Linked DNA regions of Mus musculus: region 2 is linked to region 1. The links are chromatin loops, found by intact Hi-C in ENCODE. Cell type or tissue: left cerebral cortex. All regions are shown on one strand. Links, peaks and the distances in the headings refer to the core of each region. The heading gives the core; the rest is flanking DNA. Region 1 holds the start of Asb1 (ankyrin repeat and SOCS box-containing 1). Region 2 holds the start of Gm46242 (a long non-coding RNA gene).

Region 1 (10,123 bases), core at 1,481-9,480:
ACCCAGGATAAAGAGTCATAGTGACTAGCTCAAGAGATAGCTCAGTGGTTAAGAGCATGTTCTACCCTCCTAGAGGACCTGAGTTCAATTCCAAACACACACATCAGATGGCTCACAACCACACCTGTAACCCCAGTTCAAATGGAAGAGCTCTTCTGGCCTCTGTTGCCTATATTCACATGCTGATACCCACCCCACACCTCATATACACACAATTAAAATAAATAAAATAGCCAGGCATGGTAGAGCACATCTTTAATCCTAGCATTCAGGAGACAGAGGCAGGAAGATCTCTATGACTTTGAGGTCAGCCTGGTATACATAATGAGTTCTGGTACAGCCAAGGCTGCAGAGTGGGATCCTGTTTCAAATAAAATAAAATAAAATAAAATAAAATAAAATAAAATAAAAAACATTGAGGAAACTGATGCTCACATAGGACAAGTTACCAGAACAATTCCAGGCAGACTTGGCTCCAGGAACCCCTGCCCACTGCATCTGGCCACCTATAATTCCTCCTTTTGTCCCTCCTCTAAAAGCAAATTGCAGTCCTGCAGCATCAGAGTCTTGTTCTGCAATCCAAAGCACAAGCCTCAGCCTCCTGCAGGCCCACAGGCCAACACCCATTACCGGCCCAATGCTCACCTCCGGTAGCTCTCCTCTTGCAGTAGGTTCCTGAGGGTCTGGAGGTCCCCTACATAGGCTGCATCATGGAGTCTTGTATCGTCACAGTGCTCCAGTGGATGGTCACAGAACTGCTCCCTCAGCCACTCCTTCAGATTAGGACCTGCACTGAAGAGAGGGGCTCTTATCAGGGTGCGGAAACACTGGCAAGGCTGACCAAACAGGATGCTTTGCCTTTCTCCAGTGGCTCCCTCCTGCTAGCCACACAGAGAACATTCAAATTCCCAGAAAATAATTTAAAAGAGAAAGCTGGAAAGTTTCCCTTTTTAAACTAGCACATTCCTGACACCAAACCCAATAAGATTTTTTTTTTCTAAAAAAAATAAAAGAAAAAAATGTGATGGTCTGTTGAACAAGGAAAAATATAACAGTAGTACAAACTGAAGTTTGAAATATTATGCCAAAAAAAAAAAACCCAGCATGAAATTACTCTAATTTATATCATGTATGTAAGAAGATGTTTAAATTGGGGCATTTGAAAGGAGAATGGTAGTCATCTCCTTTACTGTAAAAATAGCTGGTTAGCCAAAAGCCAAGGGCCAAGCAAGGGTTGTTTTCCTGGAAGGTGAATGAGTTCCATACCACACTGCTCTGTAAAATCGTCACAATGTGTCTTGATAAGAGACAATTCAGCAGAGTACAACTGTCCCCACAGTGTTCATGACTGTGAACTAAACACATCTCTTTTCTTTATAGTTAGACTATCTCAGGGAGTTTACTGTATCAGTGAAAATGAAATAACAAGGAATAAGCCTCAAAGGTATACCTTTATTTGTTTGTATAGAAATTACAGTTCAAGAGTCTGGAGAGATGGCTCATTTGGTAGTGTGTGCCACACAAATATAAGCCCTGAAGCTCAGATCCCCAACAACCATATAAAAGATAAAAAGCCAAGACCAGTTACACATCCCTACCATTCCAACGTGGGTAGGAGAGGCAGAGACTGGAGGATGCTTAGGGTCATGGATCCCTGGGCAGGCTGGCAGCTAGATTAGCCAAATACATAAGCCTTGATTCAAAAATAAGGTGGAGTAAGAAAAACACTAAATGTTGACCTCTGAGCTCCATACATACACACACACACACACACACACACACACACACGAGAGAGAGAGAGAGAGAGAGAGAGAGAGAGAGAGAGAGAGAATCATACCTCAATAAAATAGAAAACTAAAATATATGTGCATAAATACAAGTCCAACCTATACAACAAAAAAAATAGAAGTGAATAGAAAGACTGTATCATGTACTAGGATGAGATTCAATATTAGAGAAATTCTCAGGGTTCCCTATAAATATAATGTATCCAGTTTCTTCAGAAATTTGATATCAGATATACCAAAATGATTTCAAACTTGTATTTGTAGATATACATAAGGGAAAATAGCTTTTGTTGCTGTTTTAGTAAGAATAACAGGTGGAAGGAACCCTACCATACTAGATAACAAAACTCTCACCAGACTAGAAAGAAAACAAAAACAAAAAGCAGAATCAATTCTCCAGGAAGACTTTAATCTTAATATAAACAGCTCAACTGTAATAAGCAGGCATAAAATCAGAGTGAGACATACAGCCAGTGGAAAGTAGTTGAACAATTAATCACCTACTTGGAAATACATCTTTGCTCACATCACAGCCCAAACTAACTCCAGGAGACTGAAAAGCTTTATTAAAAGCATTGCACCAACAGGTGAATAAAGACAGCACAAATTCTAACTGCTTGGATTCAAGTCTCCCACCCTGTGGGGATGTCCTAGCATGTTACCAAACATATCCCTTCACAGGCAGGCTTTTTCTAGTCGCTGATGTGTTTCCATATTTGAATACAATATCCGTTGAGCCCCTACAGATTCTCCTATAGGTACACGGTGGTGACGACTAAGTATCCTTGCCCTCTGCGGCCTGAAAGTCCATTGACTGGGCTGAGACCAAGGCAGCACAAGGTTCACAAAAACCTATTCGGTTCACTCTGGTGCACAGCAGACCAACAGGCAGGCATCTATCTAGCCTGGAAATGGATCTGTAAGGCGCTTCCAGGTCCTCCTTTCATCACTGTAACTACAGCACAGTATAAAAATTTAAAGCCAGAGTTGGGGAGGATTCAGATGTACCGGGTAACTGTTAGGAAAATGGCTGGCACCAGAGGACTTCGGAAAGTCTCTGGACCCCCTTAGCTCACCTCTCCTCTACACTCCCAGCCCAGGCCAACAGACCTTCAGAATCTCCTCCAGTTCTAGAGCCGAAAGCCATTTCAATTTCGGACTTCTCTGATCATCTAATCCAACTACCCACTGAAGACCTGTGCCTCTACCCAAGCTGGAAACACACAAACAGAACAGACACTAAAACAACACTGGGGTCGGGGTGGGGTGCAAAACCACTTTTTCTTCCACAGGACTATTCTGTACCTTAAGAAATAGCTACCCTTTGACCAACCACCTCTCTCCCATTTCTCATTCCTGCATGACAGGTCAATCCACTCAAAGATCTTGTCTGTCCCTGAGATCAAATTCAATGACAACCAAAGCTCTTGGTGGTAGAGGCCTTGCCTTGCTTTTTCATGTCACCCCGATAGCCCCAGGTGAGTCAGGCCAATAGGACATCATCCACAAAGTTTGTTGAATTGATGGAGGGAGGAATGACAAGAGACTGTACCAACATTGTGGCTTTCTCAGATTTTCTGCATACAGAAGAGAGCTCAGTGAACTCTAAAATCAGAGATGGGTGCAGAAGCACACCTACCAAACACCTACCAGCAGGTTCAGAAAGACCCCAAGGTGGACGCCGTACCAGGAAACTCTCCTGGGAATTGTTAGTTCCATTGTAGCAGCACTGCAAAGTGGAGCAGCTTTAAGGCAGGTGGCAAGTGTCACCCTTTTTCTGCAGGTGGGTCAAGCGCCCCTGTAAGAGTTGTGGCACTAGCAAGCTCTCTGGGGACAGCACTGTCGTTAAGGTGGGTGGAGGTGGGGCGGAGGACGTTTGTCCAGTAGCTACTGCGCTGACTGGCTGGCGGGATGGGGAAAGGGAACCTGTCCGCACGAAGGCTGACCTCTGAGGGCCCTTACTGACCAGTGAGCTCATACCTGGAAGAAGATCCGAACCCCATGGTCCAGCCAGGGTCATCGCTGACGGGGATGGGCTAACAGGGTGGCAGTTACAAGGCTAGCTCCACCAGAAAGAAACCTCCGTGGGAGGGATGTCCACGAGAGGCCAGGCAGGAGCGGGGGCGCGCGCCTAGGGCCGCGCGGAGCCTAACGTCCACACTTACTGACCCCGGGCGCGATTCCTCGGATCTGGCCTGCGAGGACCGAGGACCCGAGTCCCGGACGCCCAAGGGACACTCTGACCCCAAGACGCAACCCCGCTCCCTACTACCCCTAGCCGCGCACGTTACCTGCGGGTCCCGGGCCGGCCCGTCCATCGGGGCCGGTCCCGCCCTCCGCCATGCCTACTTGGTCCTCAGCCTCCGCCCTGACCCCGCCGCCTGTCCACCTCCGCAGCAATCCTGTCAGAGAGCAACGCTGTCAGAGAAGCACCGCCGGCGTTTCCGGCAGGTGGGCGTGTCCAGGGCTCGGCTTCCGGGGAGTATGAGCCTCCTTTTCGTACTTCCTGCTCCGGACGGAGGGTGCTGGGGTCTCCACTTCCGGCCTGGCTAACGGACTTGATTGCTGATTAGCGGGGTTGACCAAACTGCGTCTCCCGAGGCAACAGCAGCAGCTTCTGGGGAAACGCCTTTCCTCTGGGGGCGGAGGCTTATTTGCATGCCTCAGGAACTCCTGGTTGGTCGATTCTGTTCCCGCCCACTGGAGGGCGGGACGTGGGCGGGACCGTTACGGCCCAGTGGACTGTGGTCCGCTATCGCAGCGGCTGAAGGGTGTTGAGTGACGTGGGGCTGCGCTGCTGTCCTTTCTACGAGACTCCAAACGGTGCCTTCCGAGTCGGTGACTTGCAAAGTTGTGTTAGACGAAGGCAGCCCAGAATGTCTCCATGGAGCCAATAGTGTCTGTAACTTGGTCAAGGCGTGTTGACAGAGTGGCTTTCCCTCAAGCACTCCCGATTTTACATCGGTCACACTGTGTGCGTTGCGTTACGAACAGTTCTTAAGCATGGACGCTGTCGGGTCCTTTCATTCTCCTCTACACAACTTAGGGAAGGTACCTTGCAGGGGGAGGACCCCAGTGGACCGGGGGGAGACCGCGCCTTAAGGAGACAGAAGCGCCCCGCTGTCCTGTGAGATGGAGGCAAGGCCACAGTCTCCAACACCGCGGCTGTGACTTGTCTGCATCTTTGTGTGGTCATGGCACACCAGCTGGGAGCTAGCGACTATAGGTGCCCAACAAATCCTCGTGCCCAGACTGGCTCAGTTGCACAGGTCTGTGGAGCTGTGTGAGGCATCCTGGAACAGAGCCACGGGCTCTGAGGGTTTTGAGGGGAGCGGGGAGATTCCTGCAGTGGTGTTTGGTCTTGATAACACCGTTGGCACGAGGGACAGGTGACACCAATGACGCTGCAAGGCAAAGAGCCAGAGGTGGCTCAGCCTTATGGCTCTGCTCCACGGCTGCACATCCCTGGCTGGGATACCTCAAGGGTAAAACCACCCAAATGCGCATCAAAATGTGGTGTCGTGGCCATCCATATATCCTTTAAAAAGCCTCTGCCCCAGGTTACAACATGGCCAACCCTGGAGGATCTCTGCTCAGTGAAATAAGCCAGCAATAACGAACAAATAATGCACTCTTCCACACATAGGTCACTAAAGGAATCAGCTTCGGAAACAGAGTGGAATAGTAGGTGTCAGTTTGCTTCCAGAAAAGGGAGTGTCACGGGTGAGGGGACAGAGATAAAACTCCAGGCTGTCACCCTAGCCTGAGAACTTCGTTGAGACCAAAACTCAAGCAAAACTGGACTTACTGCTTTGGCTCGGGAAAAAAAAAATTTGTTAAGACTAATGGAAGCAATGTTGAGGTTTTATTTAAAATACTTTAACATTAGACTTTAACCTAAAGACTTAGAAGAGAGGTACTATGGAAGACACACCCAAGTATAGCTCCTCAAGGGAGTCACAATCCTTAGCACTAGCTACTATATACACCATTTTGATGGCTCTCAACTTAGATCTCAAGAGTACTCAGAAACTAACACTCTCTCTCTCTCTCTCTCTCTCTCTCTCTCTCTCTCTCTCTCTCTCTCTCTCTCGTGTTTGTGTGTGTGTCTATGAGATTATGGGGTGGCTTCAGACATACCTTGGATGGAATTATAATCTGATAAAGCCAGGAGCCACTGATTGCATGAGTTTTGTGCATGTCCATTTCCTGTAAAAGTTTCTAGTGAGAGTCCTGGAAAATTGCAGGTGCATAAGTGCGGAGGGAGGAAAGCTTTAAGCAGTTAATTGTGCTGGAATTCCTGCTTCTCTGTTGGCAAGAGGCTTCAACCAAATTCCTCAGTAAAGGTAAAGGGCTCCTCTTCCTCCTCATACCTCCATGATTTGCCTTTCTATTCTATCTCAGGAGGAATAGGAAGTGAATACTTTTTAAAAGGGGTTTGGGGGTGGGGTAGGGCAAATGGAGACAAGATCTTACTAGCCCTTGGCTGGCCCAGAGCTGATATGTAAATGAGTCTTGCCTTAACTCATTGAGATCCACCTGCAGTAGCTTCCCAGGTGCTGGGAAAGTATACAACCACAGCTGGCAGAATTATTTTTATATTTATTTAAAGTGTGTGTGTGTGTGTGTGTGTGTGTGTGTGTGTGTGTGTGTGTGTGTGTGTGTGTGTGTGCGTGCGCGCGCGCGCGTGCGTGCGTGCTGGGAGCACCATGTGTGTGCTGGTGTCTTCAGAGGACAGAAGAGGGATTAGATAGCCTGGAGTTGGACTGACACGCAGTGGTGAGCTGGTGCTGGGTGGAGTAAGCCGGCCCTCAGCCTACATGAACCGGGTATTTCTGGAAGGCAGGCTGGGGCTGAAAGAGACTTAGACTGCAAGAAAGGAATAACGAAGCCAAGACAATTTTTCTCTGATCAAGGCCCACTAGTTTACTAAGAGAGTGTGCTTATAAAGGGGGAAGGCCCATCCCCACCCCCACCTCCACCCCCCCCCCCCCAGGCCATTCTTGGTGCCTAGAACCATTTTGTCAGCACTTGGTCGCCAGGCTGTTCAGATTGTCACCCAGACATTCAGGAATGTCTCAGGAAGACAGGTTCAGCCTCTCGGCAGGTAGCAGAAGAAAGAGCAGGGAAGTTGTCACTTCAAAAGGAGCCAGCCAAGTCAGAAAGCTGCCCCGCAGGTGGCCGCACCTCAGTGGTGACAAGGTCTGTACCAGCCCGCTTCAGGCTGGGGGAGGCTACCGCTGGGTGCTGGGTGCTGGGAACTGAACCCTGCTCCGCCCGTGCTCCACCGTGCATCATCTCTCCAGCCCCAGAAGTTAGTATTTTAATGGGACAACATGAGTTTGGAAAGATGAAAAGATTTGGGGTTGGTTATACTGTGTTTACTTATAGTCATAACTATAAATTTAAAGTGGCTAAATTATAAAGTTAAGATGGCTAATTTTATATTTTATCAATTTTTTTTTTCGAGACAAGATCTCACTGTGTAGCTCTGAGTGTTCCAGAACCTATTGTGTAGATCAGGCTAGCCCCTGAAAGTATAACAACGTAAAAACAGAATTCTAGGCCTTTAGGCCCAGTTGGGAATGTGGCCTTTGTAAAGGTATGCTAATCATAAAACAAATAGCGACATTCCTCCATCCACCCGCTTCCTGGGTTCAAAGAGTGCTCATTCAAAGAAAGTCACCCAGAACCTGCAATGCAAATGTGCTATTGTTAGGGGCTCTTAGAAGCGTCTTGAGAGTTAACAATTACCAGGTATTCCTTGTGACTCTTGTAACTTTACACTTCCTTGTGACTCTTAACTGGTATCTTCGGTATCTTTCAACAACGCCCTCCCCACTTCCTTAAGTTGTGGTTTCTTCCTTTAAATACCCCCTTACCCAGCTACTCGGGGAGCCACGGTCCTCTACCCCTGCGTGGTGTATGACCATGGGCCAGAGAGCGCTCTTAAATAAAAATCCTCTTGCAATTTGCAGCAAGACCCGTTTCTTGTGGGTGATTTTGGGGTGTCGCCTCTCCTGAGTCAGAACGTGGGGGGAGTCCTCACTCCCCCACGTTGTGGTTCTTTCACCCCAATGAAGAGATCATCAGCCTGCCTCTGCCTTCCAAGTGCTGGGATTAAAGGAGTGAGCCATTCACTATTCTCAGCACAATTTGGGGTTTTTGTTGTTTTGTTTGTAAAGAGATTCTGAACTATATGTTTTGTGTACTTTTTTGTTGTTGTTTTGACTTTTGGTGAAAGAAAGACGGGGAGGGAAGGGAAGGGGAGGGGGAGGGAGGAAGAGAACATGAAGTTGGGTGACTGGGAGGGGACCTGGAAAGAGTTGGGGAAGAGAAAATATGATCAAAATACATTGTATAAAAAAAATTTAAATAAAGAGATTTTGATCAGGAGAGTCTCACCTGAGTCAGGCTGTCAGTTTCTGGTGCCTGCAGCACACAGCCAGCTTTAGCTGTGCCACCTTCCCTAGTCCCGGGGAGCCCAGGTGCTGCCCTGTTTCTTTGCAGCCTTTGCATGGAGGTGGCAGGGCTTGAGGAGAGCCTGCCTTCTACACCGTCACACTAGTCATCTGCCTCTGCAACCTCCCTGCCAGCTGTGGTTGTATACTTTCCCAGCACCTGGGAAGCTACTGCAGGTGGATCTGCTCCTGTAAAGAGTAAAGCTGCCCTTGGTTCATGAAGGGAATGTGGTCTCCCATCCCCAAAACCACACGGCAGCATCCTCGGAGTCTGGAAAAAGACAGGTGGAGGGTCATGTTCTCACTGGCCCACACTGTATCACTGCCCTAAAGGCAGAAGCCTGGTCAGTGCTATAGCTGTACCCAAGACCTGAAGCTAGCTAGGTCAGGCCTTTTCTCAAGGACCACCCAGCCCCACATGTCTCTCCTGGAGAGTCCCATTTCTCCCAGGTTTTCTGAGCTTAAAAGACCTACCCAAAGCAGTGGTGCATGCCTTTAATCCCAGTTCTCCGGAGGCAGAGGCAGGCAGATCTCCAAGTTTGAGGCCAGCCTGATGGACAGAGAGAGTTCTAGGACAGTTGGGGCTACAAAAAGAAACCCTCTCTCTCAGAAAGGGAAGGGGAGAGGGGAGGGGAAGGGAAAGGAGGGGGAGGGGAGGGGAGGGAGGAGGAGAGGAGAGACCCTACCCTGGAAGGCCAAGACACCTCTTATCCCACTGTAAGCAGCTAGAGGCCTGTCCCAAAACACAGCAGGGATATGGCGTTACAAGGCTGAGTCCCCAGCTGCATATAGGGTACGATGATGCTGTGCCCCCCACCCCCAACACATCAGGTGTGCTGACCCTCCACATGCAGCTACCTTTGAGAACTGGGTAGCACACTAAGTCAATGAGGGCCCAAAATGGACATCTCTCCTGGTCCTGAGCCCTGGGCATTGTTGGGGGTACCTGTTCCAAGGCAAACCTTATCCCCTCTTCTCCATCCTTGGTGGGAGCAGAAAGATTCTTTAGTTTTCACTCTGCCCAGAATCATCTTTGCCAGCCCCAGCTTGTTCCACAGATATTGGTACCCAAATCCCAGAGCCAAATTGTGAAGCACTGGGAGGCAGAGTCCACATCCTGCCGGTGAAGCCCAAATGGAGCAACCCCTCCACATATCAGTTCCTTCCCTGTGACTGTAGCTGGTGGTAAGTGGCACTTCAGTGAGGTGGTAATGACCCAAAATCCTAGGAGTGCCTTGTACCAATGGATACAAAAGAATCTTAGAACTAACTATATGGGCAGCCCCTGTGGATATTCCTGCCATAACACTTGGCTAAGGGTCATTTTACTCCATTCAAATAAAAATCACAAACAGAGGTAACTCCCTCAGTGCTGACAACCCTGCACACCTGAAACGAGCAAGCCAGGCTTCCAACCCTCAGAGCTTAAGAGTTCAAGCCCTGGTAACTAGACCATGTGATGCCAGCCTTTCAAAGCTAGAAACCCAAAGCTCTGGGTACTCAGATCACAGCAACCCTGTGCCTTCAAAGGTGGCAGCCCTGTAGCCAATGTCACAGCTCCAAAGCTGGTCTTCTGCTACCTGAACCGAAGGCTTGCTGCTCACGGCTTTCCTGAAGAGCCAGGGACTGGTAACTATTGGAAAGAGAAATAGTCTGTGTCTCTCTACCCTTGCCTATAGTACTGTTTCAATCTGAAGAAAAGATGACCAAATGCCAGGAATGTGTACGTGTGTGTATATAGCTTGCAAAAAATTATCCGAACTGTGAAAATCACCTTTCCCAGGGAGACGTCCAGTGGTTGCCCCTTCTGGTGACAGGGCTTTGGGTCAGTCAGTCCAAAACCTCTCCCTCCTTATTTCCCTCCCTCCCTCCTCT
Region 2 (10,123 bases), core at 615-8,614, 340 kb before region 1:
TCCTGGTTGTCAACTTAATGACATCTGGAACGAACTACAATCCAGAAATGGAGGGCACACCTGTGATCCAGATCTTGAGGCTGGAAGACACAGGCTTTTGACTCGGATCTTGACATGGAGATCTTGAGGCATAGTGGCCATGAAAATCATAGGCCCAGGCAAGGTAGTACATGCCTCTAATCCCAGGAGACGGAAGCAAGGGGATCCCTAAGTTCAAGCTCAGCCTGGGACAAAGCAAGTCCCAGATCCAGGCATGGTGGTACACATCTTTAATCTGGGCCACACCTTCTTCTGGAAGCCTACATAAGGACATTGGAAGAAGGAAGACTCACTCTTCTTTGCCTGCTTGCATTTACCTTCCAGCACATCTGTTGGAACCTGCTTCTTCAGGATTCCAGCTTACACAGATCACCAGGTGAAACAATGAGCCTCGTGGGCCTGAGCAACTTCCTATTCACAGCTGACCATTGTTGGGTGAGTTGGACTATAGACTGTAAGTCATAACAGTTAATTCCCTTAATATATAGAGACATTCCATAAGTTCTGTGATTCTAGAGATCCCTGAATAATACAGAGACACTCACAGAAACACAGGTTGCCAGGGAGAAACTCCTGCATCCTCAAAGCAGGAGTGAGGGAACAGAGGGCAAACATCACTGCATCTTCTCATTGTTGTCTGTGCCCTGTTCCCTGGGTTACTGGGGAGACCAGCAATACAGACATGGTTTTAGGATGTATTGATGGGAAAAAGCGAAAGCCTTCCCTTGAAGGCTGCTCAGTCCCCTGACATGATCAACTGGGGCCAGTGCCATAGCAGGGAGGGAAGAGAAGCCAGCACAGTTTGGTAGGAAGAAGAAAATTGTCCTGTTTTCAAATTCGATTTTTCCCCTTTTTATTGTTGTGTGGTGGGTGCCCTAAGCTGAGTGTTTTCTCTCTCTCTCTTTCTCTCTCTCTTTCTCTCTCTCTCTCTTAAATAGGTCAACACGTCTAAAAGAAAAACATTTTTCTCCATAGCCCCATGAAGGACTTGGCAGAGGTCAGAGCACCTCCTGGCAGGACTGCAAGAGCCCAGGGCCATTCCTCCGTGCTGTGACCTGGGGATGGAATTGTCAGCCAGGAGGTAGGAGGTGGGCCCCAGGGACCAGGAACGGAATGCAGTCCCTGGCCAGGCAGACAGGAGACAAGAGGAAGAGAAAAAAGGGAGGGAGAGCGAGAGGAGGAGGGGCAGTGGTAGGAGGGCTTCTTCCCCTTCCCCTGAGAAGCTGCTTTCCCAATAAATAACTGGCGTGCCACATGAAATATAAGCCCTGTGAATTATTTTGCCCTTTTCGGGATCCAGGAATCTTTCATTGTCTGGATGGGTCACGAAGACTTTGGCGAATGCCACAGACCTCCAGGGCACTCCCTTTCCTGAGGGTAAAGGAGGAAGGGCCCATCCCACCCACACTTTCTGCACCCCCACCCCAATGGAAGTCAAGTCAGGAGCTATTTGCTTGGCCTAGTAACACAGCACTCCTCCTGACTTTACTTCCTGCTTTCTGCTTCTTTTGTGGAAGGGCCTGAGAAGAGGAAAGACAATGGGGCTGGGGGCCCAGAGTAATTCATTAACGCACTTTTCCCAGAGCAAGCTTCGTGGACAGTAACACCTGTCTAGGTTCGCCTGGACTAAAGGCTTTTTAGGAAGAGGATCTTCCTTGGATAAAATAAGGCAAGTTCTGGGCTGAGCTGCTCACAAAGATCCTCCATTCCCGGTTCAGTGGCATCAAAACAGGGAGACAACAGCTCTGTAGTCACACAGGGTGCCAGAGCCTCTGTGAGCTTGGTGTACCTAGAAGAACCGCCACGAATGTCAGTGGGATATGGTGGCCTGTCCGACTCAGTCCGGGTAAGCTCCTGTGCTATATGCATGTGCCAAGCCAGATTCTCTGTGTGCTCCTGAAGAGTCTGTGTGCACCTGTGGAATATAGACAACGCCCCCGCAGGAGTCTCACTATACTCTGTGGGCATAGGCAGAAAGCATCCTAATTGATTTCAATTATACTACAGAGCCATAGCAAAAAAGAGCAGAATAGAGGACCCAGACATAAACTCACAGCTGAAACCACCTGATTTTTGACAAAGATGCCAAAAATATACATTGGGGAAAAAAAAAAAAACAACTCAACATTTTCATCAAATGATGCCGGAGAGATGGGATGTTCTTGTGAGGAGGAGCGAAGCTAGGATTCTGTCCCTCATCTTGTACAAGAACAATTTCAAAATGGGTCAGAGGCCTTAAGACTAGAAACTTTAAAGGTCCCAGAGGAAAGAAAACACTTCAAATTGTAGGCACGGGCAAAGGTTTTTGGAAAAAGAGCCCAGTAGCTCAGGAAACATGGCTTAGAATTGGTAACCGGCATTGAATGACGTTAGAAAGCTTCTGCACAGCAAAAGGCACAGCGGCTGAGTACAGACAGCAGCAGCAGCACGGGACAGCATAGGCCCGATAGAGGATTAATATCTAGATTGCATAAATAATTTGTAAAAACTCCAAATTCTCCCCAAACTAAATGACCCAACCAAATGAACTAAAAAGACTACGAACAGGCAGTTCACAGAACACGAAGCACAAGTCTTCAGTAAACATGGGAAGTGTTGAGAGTCTATTTCATCCCAGCCAAAGAACAGCCATGAAGAAATGGAGCTATGGTGGGCACGGTGGTGCATGCCTTTATTTCCAGCATTTAGGAGGCAGAGGCAGAGGCAGAGGCAGAGGCAGAGGCAGAGGCAGAGGCAGAGGCAGAGGCAGAGGCAGAGGCAGAGGCAGAGGCAGAGGCAGAGGCAGAGGCAGAGGCAGAGGCAGAGGCAGAGGCAGAGGCAGAGGCAGAGGCAGAGGCAGAGGCAGAGGCAGAGGCAGGTGGATCTCTGTGCGTTTAAGGCCAGCCTGGTATCCTAGACAAAGAGAGTCTAAGATAGCCATAGCTTTATCACACAGAACAACAACAAGACAAAAAAGAAAAGAAAAAAAAAAGAAAAGAAAAGAAAAGAAAAGAAGGAAGAAATCAAGCTAAAAATGCTGGTGTGTAGTTAAGTTAAAGCCATCTGTAACCTTGGGCCTTTCTACCCATACCCAGGTTCATGAAATAAGAACTCAGGCTTCTTATATATGGATAAATGCCTAGGCACACAGCCTTGCCTCTGTTCCCTGACTAGCTCCTGACTTAATTACCCATCTATTTTATTCTAAGCCATGCCATGTGGCTGGTTACCTGGTCCTCTGTTTTATGAGACCATCTTCTTCTGTGTCTGGGGTGAAAACTCCAGTACCTGATTATCTCTCAGAGTTCTCTTTCTGCCAGGTATTCTACCTTCTCATCCTGCCGCAGCTCACTGACCATAGACACACACACACTCTCTCTCTCTCTCTCTCTCTCTCTCTCTCTCTCTCTATATATATATATATATATATATATATATATATATATATATATATATATTGCTGCTACTGTTTTCAGACACCAGAAGAGCACACTGGATCCCATTACAGATGGTTGTGAGCCACCATGTGGTTGCTGGAAATTGAACTCAGGACCTCTGGAAGAACAGTCAGTGCTCTTAACCGCTGAGCCATCTCTCCAGCTCCAGCTCCAGCCCCAGCCCCAGCCATAGATTTTTTTTGCACAGGTGAATGCTTCCACACGTACAAAAGATTCCCCTCTATGCTGGTGGGGCCAAAAGGAAGTCCTTAAGTCCTTAGCCACTGTTGGTGAGGATATAAATGAGCCCAGCCACTGTGGAAATTAGTATGAAGATTCCTTAAAGCAAACAGAGAACCTACCTCCTGGTAGAGACCTGGAGGAATCTACTGTAGGCACATCACAGCAACACCTCCACACTTGCACTTTTTGAGACGCTAGTCACAATAGCTGAGTCAGGGAACCAGCTTGTCTGTCAGTAGATGGATGGATAAAGAATATGTGGTCCATACACACATGGGGTTTTACTCAGCCATGAAGAGGGACAAAATGATACCACTTATTAGAAAAACAGAATGCAACCAGAGATCACGTTAAGTAAAATAAGCAGATGCAAAAGGACAAATATCACACACACACACACACACACACACACACACACGTGTGTATATATGTGTGTATGTGTGTGTGTGTAAACCTATATATCTCTAGCCACATGAAGAGGATGGAGACTATGGGAAGGGAGTAGTCTGAGGAAGAAAGGGGAGGAGGACTGAAGGGATGAAGGAGCCAATAAGGTCAAAGCACAATGATGCACATGAAAGAAACTGTCCCCAGCAAACCCACACTATGCATGATGAACCCAGGCCAAGAACAACATAATGAAGGAAATCCTGAGCGCATGCTTGTGGTGTTGGTGGATTCAGGCCCGAGGGCTCCTGTACTGTCCATGAGGGAAAGGGTCAAGCGTTTATGCCCCTGCCTCAGGAGTTGAAAGGGTGGGCCTGCTGTGGGGCTAGTGTTCCTCTCCAGGGCCCTTGAGTTCTGGGGTAACTACATTTAGCTACTTGGGGTGGAGTTCCAGGCAGTGAGCCCAGGGATGTACCCTGGCCACTTCCTCAGCCCAACCCTGGGACACAGGAAAGGGTGCAGTCTGGGGTCTTGGAAAGGCTTCTCCAATTGCACTCTGGGTCATCGCTATGGAGACGATAGGGCTGGTGTGGAGGTTTATGTGTGAGCTGGGACCTCTGTGTACTTCCATACCCTGGTCCACAGAAGACTATGGCTGAGAGCAAGCAAGGGAGAGGGAGCTGGCATTATGCCACTCTGGCCCTTGGGTGTGCCCACAGGTACACACAGCAGGGAGGCTTGCTGCAGGCGAGACAGGCCTGTGGGAGAGCCCTTCATCCTGAAAGACTACAGTACTCATGGTGCTCTTGGGGGTTACTATGGCTAGGAACCCTGTGGATCCTGTATCCACATCTCCTTCCCAACGGTAGGGCTTGAGGGTCTTCTCAGGTAGGTCCTCTGCTTCCCTGTTGGACTCTGTCAGGGTCAGGGACACAGGGCCTCACAGATAACAACTTTTCTCATCATCTGTGACTCAGAAGGGGACTAGTTCTCTGGGTTGTTCCCCAAGGACCTAAGAGTTGCCCAAGTGGTCAGCTCCAGGTCAGTCACAGAACAGCAGCAATTGCGAGCTTTAGCCACCAGGTGGCAGAGGAGATTTCAGTGTGGTTGAGATGGTCAACAGCCCATGTGACCACACAGCCCAAGGTCTCTGGCTGCCACAGAGCAGGTGAAGAAAAGGGGCCGAGGAGACAAGATGGGCATTGGGTGAGGGTGGGTCAGTCTAACCTGTTGCACCAGGCTTCATTAAAGGGTGGCTAAGAAAGCTGGGCCAAGGACTCCAGGCTGTGGCAGAGGGCTTGGGCCAAGCAGACAGATGTTCTTGGAGAAACAATGACCTGAACCTTGGCCTCTAAAGCCCTAGAACCGCAGAACGGGAAAACCCTACCTACGTGTACACCTGAGGTCTGAGACTTGCGCCCCTCCCTCAATCTCTTCTCTGCCAGGAGCACCCCAACCTACTTCATCCCTCATCCCCTTCTAGTGTTCAAGGTGAGAGCAGCCAGCTGTCTGTGGATTCCTTGGTGCTCCATGCTAGTGGTTCATTAGTCCTGGTCCTGGCATGGCTTGTTGGTCCCAGGAACATCAATAGAGGGTGGTATGGGGCATTGAAAGGAAGCTTACACAGGCCGGTTGCCTCCAGATAAGCAGACACTCTCCCTGTCTGTGTGGCCACACATGGATTTGCCTTTGATAGCCAGAGCAAGAAAAATGGTCTCCGCTCGTTGGGCTGAGCAGACCCTGGTTTACCTGAGTAGGTGGGCACCAGGATAAGGGAAAGCATGGGAGCCAAAGGTGGGGCAGCTCAGTGAGGACTGGAGGAAGGAGGACAGTGAGGACTGGAGATGCTCCAGGTAACAACCGAGGGACCTGACGTGTGGGTAGCTGCGGTCACCTCAGGGCTAATCTCTTGGTGGCAAAGGGATACAAGTCTGCAGTGGGATCCCCTGGTGTGGCTTGTTGATGTAGCTGGACTCTCTCCCCCCTTGCTGGGGAGGGTCAGCAGAGGTTGGAGGTCAGACCCTGACTCAGCTCGGCTTGACGAATTTACTTTTAAACAAACTCCTCTGGGCTTTTCCCCTGAGGCCTGTCACATAAATTTCTATTTAGTGCCACTGGGTCTCCAGCCAGGGAGCTGCCAGGATGTTTTGAGAAGAAGCTGGGAGATCACATGGTCTTGTCTCAGGGACTGTGTAGAGGAGAGCTCGGAGCTGGGTACCAGATGGAGATGGGAAAGGAAGAAGCTGACTGGAGCCTTTCCCCAGGGCTCCGTGAAACAGCCAGTGCTGAACAGTGACAGGCTTCAGGCCCCCGAGGTTCCCTAGTGGGTGCACACCTTGGGGGAGGGGGCTGAGGGTTACAAAACCCACCCTTCCCTGGGCTTGCCATATCTATAGAGGAAAAACCCAGCATTTCAGGGTCCCTGTAGGAAACCCCCTGTACTCTGGGCATTTTCTTACCTGTTCTCACCGCCCCCTACGGGGGGGGGGGGCAGAACAGTGAGGTGAAATCCTGGGTATATGTGTGCTGTTGATATGGACATAGCCACATACCAAGGACCCCTAATGCCTCAGCCCCGTGGAGGTGGCAAAGTCTTCCTCAGGTCTGAGTGTAGATGCTGATAATGTGTACAGAAAATGTCCACCATACATCCTCCCAAGGGAGGTTTACAGCTCGAAGACAGCTCTGCTTCTCTTGAGATGAGCAAAACCTGTCTCCCTTTTCAGCTGTATATAATAACCCTGACTCCTTGTTTTCTGTAATATACCCACTTCCATGGACAGCTGTATGCTATAGTCCCCCCTGCCAAATGCTCTATAATAAACACATCAGCTTCTGGGGTATTACAGCTTCTCCATCAGGTTTCCTGTTCTTGTATTTGCTTTTTCTTTATTTCCTGGGCCTCAGTCAGGCTGATCAGAACAGTGGTAAGTAACCTCTTCTCACACTAGAACCTAAGACTTGCAGGCCCTGGGTCCCCCTGAAAGCCACAAGACAGAGGTGCAAAGCCTCCAGCTGCCTCCTGTCTATTTTAGAAGAGTCTTTACAGACTGTTCAGCCCCAAGCCACACCCCTTAGTTACAGCCCCAGCTTGCATTTGAAAGCTAGAAGAGAAACGTGAGATTTTCTGTCCTGTGCTTCCAAGGAATCTCGGGAGAGCTGCGTGTATGTTTAGGGCAGAGCCAGGCCCTAGAGACCCCACTGCAAAGGAATCAGCCTGATCTGCAGTCCTTGGGAGGGTATCACAGTGGAGGTGCCCTCCTCCTGCTTGATGGGTGTGTGGCCCAGGCAGGCAGAGAAGGTGGGAGGGGTGCAGAGCCACTGAGAGCACAGCACAGTGCAGCCCTGTTTGTGTTGGCAATGCGGCTGCCCAGCCATTTCCAGGTTGGATGACTGCGTGATGGAGAATGTAGGTCAGGGGTTTAAGCAAACACCTTCTGGATCTCACATCTATGTGAGCGTGGGGAGGGGCTCAGTGAGCTGCCGGAGAGTTTGCTTAGTGTGGAATTGTCCCTGGATTGAAATGACAGCATCGTCAGCTGTCACTTACCTTGGTGTGGGAGGGAGAACACGGACAAAAGAGATGCTAACCTGGCTGTAGAACACAGAACAAGGACAACAGCCAACAGGAAGGCACAGCCTGGTATTAGCCAGGGCAGAAGGCAGCCATGGAGGGAACAGAGTGGGTGAAGGGATGTTGTGGGGAAGTGACATTCAAGCATGAGCAGGGGCCAGAGGCCACCAATAAACTCTGGAATGAAAGACTTCCGTCTCAGAGAGGAAACAACCCACCCCATGGGACCATGCATGAGCGCAGCCTCTGTGGCAGGTCCCGTAGGCTCACACCTATGATCACCATGGAGTACTCCCACCTGCCTTTCACAGAGGGGCACCCACAGATGAAACCAAGATGTCTGTCTGCACCCCAAGATGAGAGTCTTCACTGACACTTGTTATTCTGTGATCTTCTCCCTGGTCCCTGAAGCTCTGAAAACACAGGCACTAGCTGACATCAGAACATGTCCTGGGTGGCCTCTGGAGCCAGGCCAGAGCTGTCATTAAACAGGGAGGGAGACCTCTAAACTGCTTGCTACCAAGGGCCCATGGCAGTCTTGCTTGACCCAGGGCTCCACATTACCTGATGCTAGGGAGTTTATTGTCCTAGCTTTGCTGGTAGAAGTTCCAGAGACCTTGGGGGACACAGCCTAGAAGCTACTCATTTGTATGGCCAGCTCGAGGCAGGGGCTACAGATTATAGGAAGACACCTCTATGAGCTTCAGAGGGGGCTGGAGCTACCACCCAGCTGCCCACTCACTGGTATGTGTGTGTGTGTGTGTGTTGCTCCCCAGGAGTCCCTGTCTGCTCATTTTACATAGAAGTCATCATACTATCCTAATCTGGTCCCACCCAGCAACCCTGCCCTTGGCCAGAACCCTGGTACTGGAAGCCTGAGTTGTGGGCAGGTCCTGCTCCTGAGCATGGTGGCCCTTTGGGGAGAGACTCAAAGACACCCCCCTCCATGGAATTCCTCTCTCCCCTTTGTCTTTGCTTCAAGAGGATTTATTGGCTTGAGATGGTGTCGCTGTGTGGATAAGAAAAAAATGCTTTCCTGAGGAACCGCAGAGTGGCCCTGCGAGTCCCATTGCCTTGGTGGGAGGCCTGACCTCACTTCCTCCACTGCAGTAATTAATGGGACAGAAGAGCAGCCTCCGAGAGCCAGGTCCCCAGCAGCAGCATATACTCACAGTGCATTATTTCTGTGTAAGGAGCCCTCGGGGCCATTACACTTGCAGGTCAGTGGGCACAGAGGCCACTCTGGCTCACTCGGTATTTACTGAGAAAACATCACATGTCTTCTCATCTGCTCTTACACTTAATATTTGACACTAGTCCATATGAAAAACAAGTGGGTATTTTGAATGGGGGGTTTTCTTCTGAGTTCCAGGAGCCGAGGATCAGAGTCTGTGGTTACAGACACCTCATGGGGGATGCTTTCCTTTCCTTTGGGCTGGAGACAACTAGGAGAGGGGGGTACTCAAGTCAAAGGTCAGAGACCAGAGGTCCTCCTCTTACCTGTCAGAAATGAATCTCCAGCACTAACCATTAGGATGCCCTGCTTCCTTCCCCTCCTTTGCATTTTCTCTCAGCAGGCAGCTCTGCCTGTGACCTTCTCACCCTCTCACTCACCAAATATTTACATGCCATAAGCCAAACCTCCTTCCAGGCACTTGGGACAATCTCTGAGGACAGTGAAGCAGACCAGATCCCTGTCCTGAGGGAGTTTATGTTCTGGGAACACACAGCAAGGAGTATCATTGAGCCCCAGGTGTGCTTTGAGACTGGCAGGTGACAGGCAGGAAGAGGGACCAGGGAGCAGGGGCAGCTGTGGGTGGCATGGTGGACAGGGAGGGAAGCTAGGTCACAGAGGGAGATGAAATTTGGACAGATAAGGAGGGAATTGGGCTTGCACATAGATGTCTGGGAAGGAACAGCCCTGGGTTAGGGGACTTACAATGGAATGAGGTGCATGGCTGAGTTGGAGGTTGGGGGAGGTTGGATGGGCCCCAGTGTCTTAGGACGGCTGTGATAAAGGGACCCTCCAATGGTTAAGTAGAAGTCTGAAGTCCCTGTCAGTGGTAAGACAATGCCAATGGTTGTAGGAGGGGCTTGCTCACTGCCTTTAGCTGCTGAAGCTGCCAGCAGGTGCCCCATCTCCCCCGTTCCTCCCTCCCCACTGCCTCCTCATTCTGCTCCTCTCCTTGCTCCTCCTCTTCCTCCTTCAAGGATGGATAGCCACTGCCCTGTATCTTTCCATTCCATATGGGAGAGAGACCCAGAACTGTCACGTCTCTCCCAAGCACCCCTGTGCAGCCCGACAGCTCATGCCCTTCAAGGGCTCCACCCATTCCACAAACTTCAGAACAAGGCGGGGCTACAACTGATGTTTTCCTGGATCATAAGTTCAACTCTTCCTAGGATTAGGAATCCCCCACATTTTCTCTCCTGTAAAATGGGACTGAAGGAATACTGACTTCTG

What was found. A loop is a pair of places that touch in the nucleus more often than their neighbours do. Peaks named below come from ENCODE experiments on the same cell type or tissue, not always from the same donor. Only the 100,000 strongest peaks of a DNase experiment are listed, where the experiment ranks them.
Region 2: a loop joins it to region 1, with 2.2 times the contacts of the local background. A loop is called at or near these places in 14 of 42 quality-filtered maps.

What each region holds. Positions count from the first base shown.
Region 1 is chr1:91,534,820-91,544,942 of GRCm38, reverse strand. It overlaps Asb1 (ankyrin repeat and SOCS box-containing 1), which reads right to left and starts at 4,378. Exons shown (of 5, transcript NM_001039126.2): 1 at 4,079-4,378; 2 at 646-787. The coding sequence starts at 4,130. In left cerebral cortex, for the core only: a CTCF peak has its summit at 4,488 (motif pointing right); DNase peaks (open chromatin) are centred at 4,416, 4,966 and 6,531; H3K4me3 peaks cover 2,001 bases; H3K27ac peaks cover 1,134 bases.
Region 2 is chr1:91,869,893-91,880,015 of GRCm38, reverse strand. It overlaps Gm46242 (a long non-coding RNA gene), which reads left to right and starts at 350. Exons shown (of 2, transcript XR_001779855.1): 1 at 350-474; 2 at 978-1,294. In left cerebral cortex, for the core only: CTCF peaks have their summits at 5,152 (motif pointing right) and 6,520 (motif pointing left); DNase peaks (open chromatin) are centred at 6,254, 7,171, 7,447, 7,982 and 3 more places; H3K27ac peaks cover 2,411 bases.